Regions from separate parts of the Homo sapiens genome. Here region 1 is linked to region 2. The links are chromatin loops, found by intact Hi-C in ENCODE. Cell type or tissue: lower leg skin. All regions are shown on one strand.

The links. Peaks named below come from ENCODE experiments on the same cell type or tissue, not always from the same donor. Only the 100,000 strongest peaks of a DNase experiment are listed, where the experiment ranks them.
Region 1: it touches region 2 in a loop (2.7-fold over the local background); 104 of 110 quality-filtered maps call a loop at or near these places.

The regions. Positions count from the first base shown.
Region 1 is chr3:148,942,459-148,944,958 of GRCh38, reverse strand. All of the region lies in intron 2 of LOC107986045 (a long non-coding RNA gene), which reads right to left. Among named protein-coding and RNA genes, the nearest start is that of GYG1, 48 kb to the left of the region's middle. In lower leg skin, a CTCF peak has its summit at 1,182 (motif pointing right); no DNase peak of the experiment used is centred here.
Region 2 is chr3:148,863,821-148,866,320 of GRCh38, reverse strand. It overlaps CPA3 (carboxypeptidase A3), which reads right to left and starts at 1,025. Exons shown (of 11, transcript NM_001870.4): 1 at 946-1,025; 2 at 773-848. The coding sequence starts at 1,013. In lower leg skin, no CTCF peak of the experiment used is centred here; no DNase peak of the experiment used is centred here.

The DNA.
Region 1 (2,500 bases), 79 kb before region 2:
GTGCTATGATTGGTCACTTGTTTGTCAGCTGGAATAGTCAGATTAAAGAGGGCCCCAAAAGAGAAATGCAGGTAACTTTGTCTGTCATAGCACAGTCACAGAGCTCACACTCTGAGTGGTTGAAACATAAAGGTAGGTAATGACTTCAGAAAACAGGTATCTTCTCAGGCCTCAGCATACTGTTGTAAGAAGCAGAGGGTGAAATGAGATGCAAAGTGTGATATATAAATGTGCACAATGTGATATAAAATTTAAAAAAAATGTATATTTAGACAGGGTCTCATTCTGTCACCAAGGCTGGAGTGCAGTGATGTGATCTCGGCTCACTGCAGCCTTCATCTCCCAGGCTCAAGTGGTCCTCCCTCCACAGCCTCCCGAGTAGCTGGGACTATGGGCATGCACAACCACGCCTGGCTAATTTTTGCATTTTTTTGTAGAGACGGGGTTTCACCATGTTGCCCAGGCTTGTCTCGATCTCCTGGGGTCAAGCAATCCACCTGCCTTGGCCTCCCAAAATTCTGGGACCACAGGTGTGACCCACTGTGCCCAGCCAGACCTTACGTTTGTTGAAACAAAATCATCTGTTTACCTACGCATTATATAATATATAGAATGATATACTTGCAATATTGCCAGTAGTATTTCTTTAATAGAGGATGGTTGAATTTTTATTTGGTCACTTATCTATACTTTTTAAGATAAACACATACTTATATAATTTTAAAAATGTGTACCATAGAGTTTATATACTTTTATAATGAAGAAAAAGCACCAATAAAAGTTTTTTTTTTTTTTTTAAATGGCATGTTTGTTGCATTGTATAAAAATCTCATTCTGGCTTCTTCCCAGCCTCATTTTTTTTCCATATTCCACCAGTGAATCATTGATTCCTGTCTCTTTTACTTCAACGCAAACTTAGTTTTCCATAATAAAAAACCTGTAGCTTGACTCTTCTGTAATTTGTCATGTTTTTTGCTATATCACTCCAACCACAGAGGTAGGGATGACATTTGTCATGTTTTTGTTATATGACATTTGTTATATGACATGTTTTTGTTACATGACATTTGTCATGTTCTTGTTATATCATTCCAACACTCCAACCACAGAGGTAGGGACGATTTTTCTGTGTGACAGTTAATATTTTATGGAGGTTGGTCTGGATTCTGGACCACACTGTTGGCTATATGTATTCTTTTCCAGTAGAGGGCAGCAGATGACAGAATGATGAGTCATTAAGATGAACTGTGTTGACAGCTTTCTGGGAGACATGTGAGAAATGGTAGAGGCATAGTTGGCTGGGTGTCATAGTGACTCAGTCATTCAGAAAGCCATATGGTTTATTTGTATTTGTGCAAATTAACAACAGAATGTTTCCCTTTCCTCCAAACTATGGGGATGCAGAAAATTAACTTCTGCCCCATTGTTAGGAATTTCCAAAGATTCCAGTGACACAAATGTAAACACTTAGGAATAGAACTTGTACCAAATAAGAGTTATTTTATAAGACTTGTATACTTTGCACTATATTTCCTTGGAGGTTCTGATTAACTAAATTTGAGGTAGGGCCTCAAGTAAAGTCGACATATCAAACATAGATAAACCATTCTTGCCTTAAAATACATAAAATATGAAAGTCAGATAAAAGGGTACAAATTGTATATACAATTAAAGGGTTGTAAAGGAGCGGTGATTAGTAAAGAAAATACTCAGGAAACAAATTTGACTTTGAGAAAGGATTTAAAGAAAGAAATGCCAGCAGTTTAGAGGAGGGACCTGACAAGATTGAAAACTGGTGCCCACTGAATCCAAGTGAATCCAGGCTGCACAAGGATTCTTTTTTTTTTTTTTTTTCTGGAGACAGGCTGTCACTCTGTCACTCAGGCTGTAGTGCAGTGGCTCATTCATAGCTCAATGCAGCCTGAAACTCCTGGGCTCAAGCAGCCCTCCTGAGTAGCTACTCAAGGCTCAATCTACTGAGTAGCTAGGACTACAGTTGTGTGCCACCATGCCCAGCTAATTTTTTTATTTTCTAATTTTGTAGAGACAGGGTCTCATTATGTTGGCCAGGCTGGTCTCAAACTCCTGGCCTCAAGCTATCTTGCTGCCCTGTCCTCTCAAAGTGCTCGGATTACAGATGTGAGCCACTGCATCCAGTTCTGTACAAGTATTCTATTTGGTCAGCAGAATGCTTTATATTTTTTAAAATTTGTATTTCTGTAGATGGGGCATGCACCTTCTAGTTTGCTACCCTCCTCACCATTCCCTATCATCATACACCTGGCACTTTACACATTTCTCTTTATCTTCCTAGCTCCTGAAGCCATTTGTGACTACAACTTCTGGCTTAGAGGAACTAAGGAGGTGGGTACCAGAGGGAGGAGGCAGTCATCTAGGAGCAGGTAAATCACCTGTAGAGGGTGTGTGGGGTTTATATAAACTGGATTACTCAGCCCAAGGGGCCATGTTGGAAAATAGGTAATAAGGAATTGAAGAAGTA
Region 2 (2,500 bases):
TTGAGAAACATTTGGGAGTTAGAATAGGCAGGGCCTTTGATTGATTTGATGTAGAGGTAACTGTATGTTTGACTGGAATAAATCCCAGACCCAGTTCTGGGTTTAAATTTGATGTGTAATCTTGGTCATTTAATTTATTGTCTTTGCACTTTAGCTCTTCTGTTTCAAATGAGTTACATTATAACCCTGACATTGAGAATCTGCTGGAGAATTTGAAATGGCATATATAAGGTGGCTGGTGCAACATAAATAGGAGCAGCTGAATACATGATAAAATTATATTAGGCTGTTGGATTTTAAAGGATTGATCTAACTTTAAAAGTCTTATTTGAAAATGTACCTGCTCTTGGAAAGGGTCACATCTTGATATTAGCCAGTGCCTCAACGTTTTCAGTTAGTACTCAAGAGAAATTATGGCACCAGAGGAGATGAGGGTCGGAGTGGGGAGAATGGAGAGGGAATGGCACCCGTAGGCAAGAGAAAGATGCCCTGATAAGGAGGCCAAGAACAGCTCCTGATTTCATAGTTTTACCTTGAAAAAGCTGGTGTTTGAAAAGCTTTTGGGAGGAAAAACAGAAGTGGTAGTCTTGGAAACCAAGACCAAAACCAGAACAGGTGAAGTATTGGCCATTGGCTGAATTATCCAGATAGCTCCTGCTTTCCCCTTATGTTCAATAGTCTTTTGTAGTCCCATGGGCATTGACAGTAAAATAAGAAGAAGCATCTTTTAGAGAACAGTAAGAAAAGATAAAATATCCCTCTAAATGCTTACCTCATTGGTTTTGGCCAAGTCCTTTATGATGTCTGCTTGTTTTTCATCCTGGGGCTTCACGCGGAACACCTTCTCCCTTTGTGGAGGCAAATGAAAAAAAAAAAGTGAACTGTAAGGAAACAACCTTTAATTCTCTTCTACACAGAGACTGGAACACAGGAAGTAAGATTTACCTGTCAAAGCGGACAGGAGCAATTGCAAGAGTGGTAGCAATCAAACCCACAGGCAGGATGAGCCTCATGGTTCTTCTTTGCCTGCCTTGAGACCCTCTGGCAGTTTTATGCCTCAGCCCTTATCTTGATGAGCAGCTGATTTCCTCTTAGGGTTCTGTTGCACAAACTGTTCCCCTTCTTCCCCCACACCAGGTTTTTTTTTTCCAGCTGGAGAGGGAAAAACACTAACCCACCAAGCACATGCTACTTATCTACCTTTTGCAATAGGAAATACCCATTTTACAGATACAGGATGGGAAGCAAATGCCTTTAGCAAATAACTTGGCCAAGGTAACAGAGAAAGTATGTTCACAGAGCTGGGATTTACTAGTTCTATCTGTTCTAAAATACTACTCTACCATTCTGCTTGAATTGAATGATGGAAGAAATTAGTTTTAAAATTTGCACTTGGAGACTGAGATGAATTTGGGTATCTGGCCATAAAATCTTGGTGAGTGGTTCGTAATAATGTAAAATATATTTTTGAAGCTAGAATGTAAGTTGTGAAATTAAAAACATTTAAATTGACTGGGCACGGTGGCTCACGCCTGTAATCCCAGCAGTTTGGGAGGCCGCGGCGGGTGGATCATCTGAGGTCAGGAGTTCAAGACCAGCCTGGCCAACGTGGTGAAACCCTGTCTCTACTAAAAAATACAAAAATTAGCCGGGCGTGGCGGCAGGTGCCTTAATCCCAGCTACTTGGGAGGCAAAAAAAACCCCAAAAATTTAAATTACAAAATATAAATGTACTAAAAATGCTGTAAGTACTATGGCGAACATTGAAATGTTCACCATTTAGATTTTACAATGATAACATTTTTGTTATATTTTTCCTGTACTTCTCTGGGTAAAGAAATAAACACTAAAGACCTAAAGCACTGCCCTAACTCTTTGCCCTTCTCTTCTCTCTGTCCTCAGAGGTGACCCCTATTTCTAAGGCAACTTGAGAACTACCTGACAGCAAGAAAATATCAATGCTGTAATGTTTATTAATTGGACACTGTCTTCAGAGCCTGGATGCTGTAATTGCCAAATAATGCCTTTTGAGAGTTGAATTAATGAAAGCCACCTATAGACCATTCACAACCATCTCTGGAGGGATGTTTAGTCTTGAACACAACTTGGTTAATTATGGGAGAATAACACCTTTACCTAGAATCATAGGTAACCTAAAAGAGTAAGTGAATTTATCTAATCAGTTAACTTATTAGAATTTCCTTTTTGAAAACCACCTCTTCACATTGACAAACGTATAGCTGACTGTAGATAAAACTTCTCAGAGTCACGCTTATGTACTATCAAAATAGTGTGGTTGGAGACACGCCCCTGTTATATATACAGCAGCAGTAATTCCATTCTTCTCTATCTGATGGGTGTGTGGTAGAACTCGGGACTTTTTTTTATTTCCCCAAATGGATTTTCCGGCTCCAGCCTTGCAGGTAAGGAAGAGGAGGGTTTTACAAATGCCTTCATGTTCTTGACACTGGGCAAGCTCACCAGCACTGAGAACTCCCAA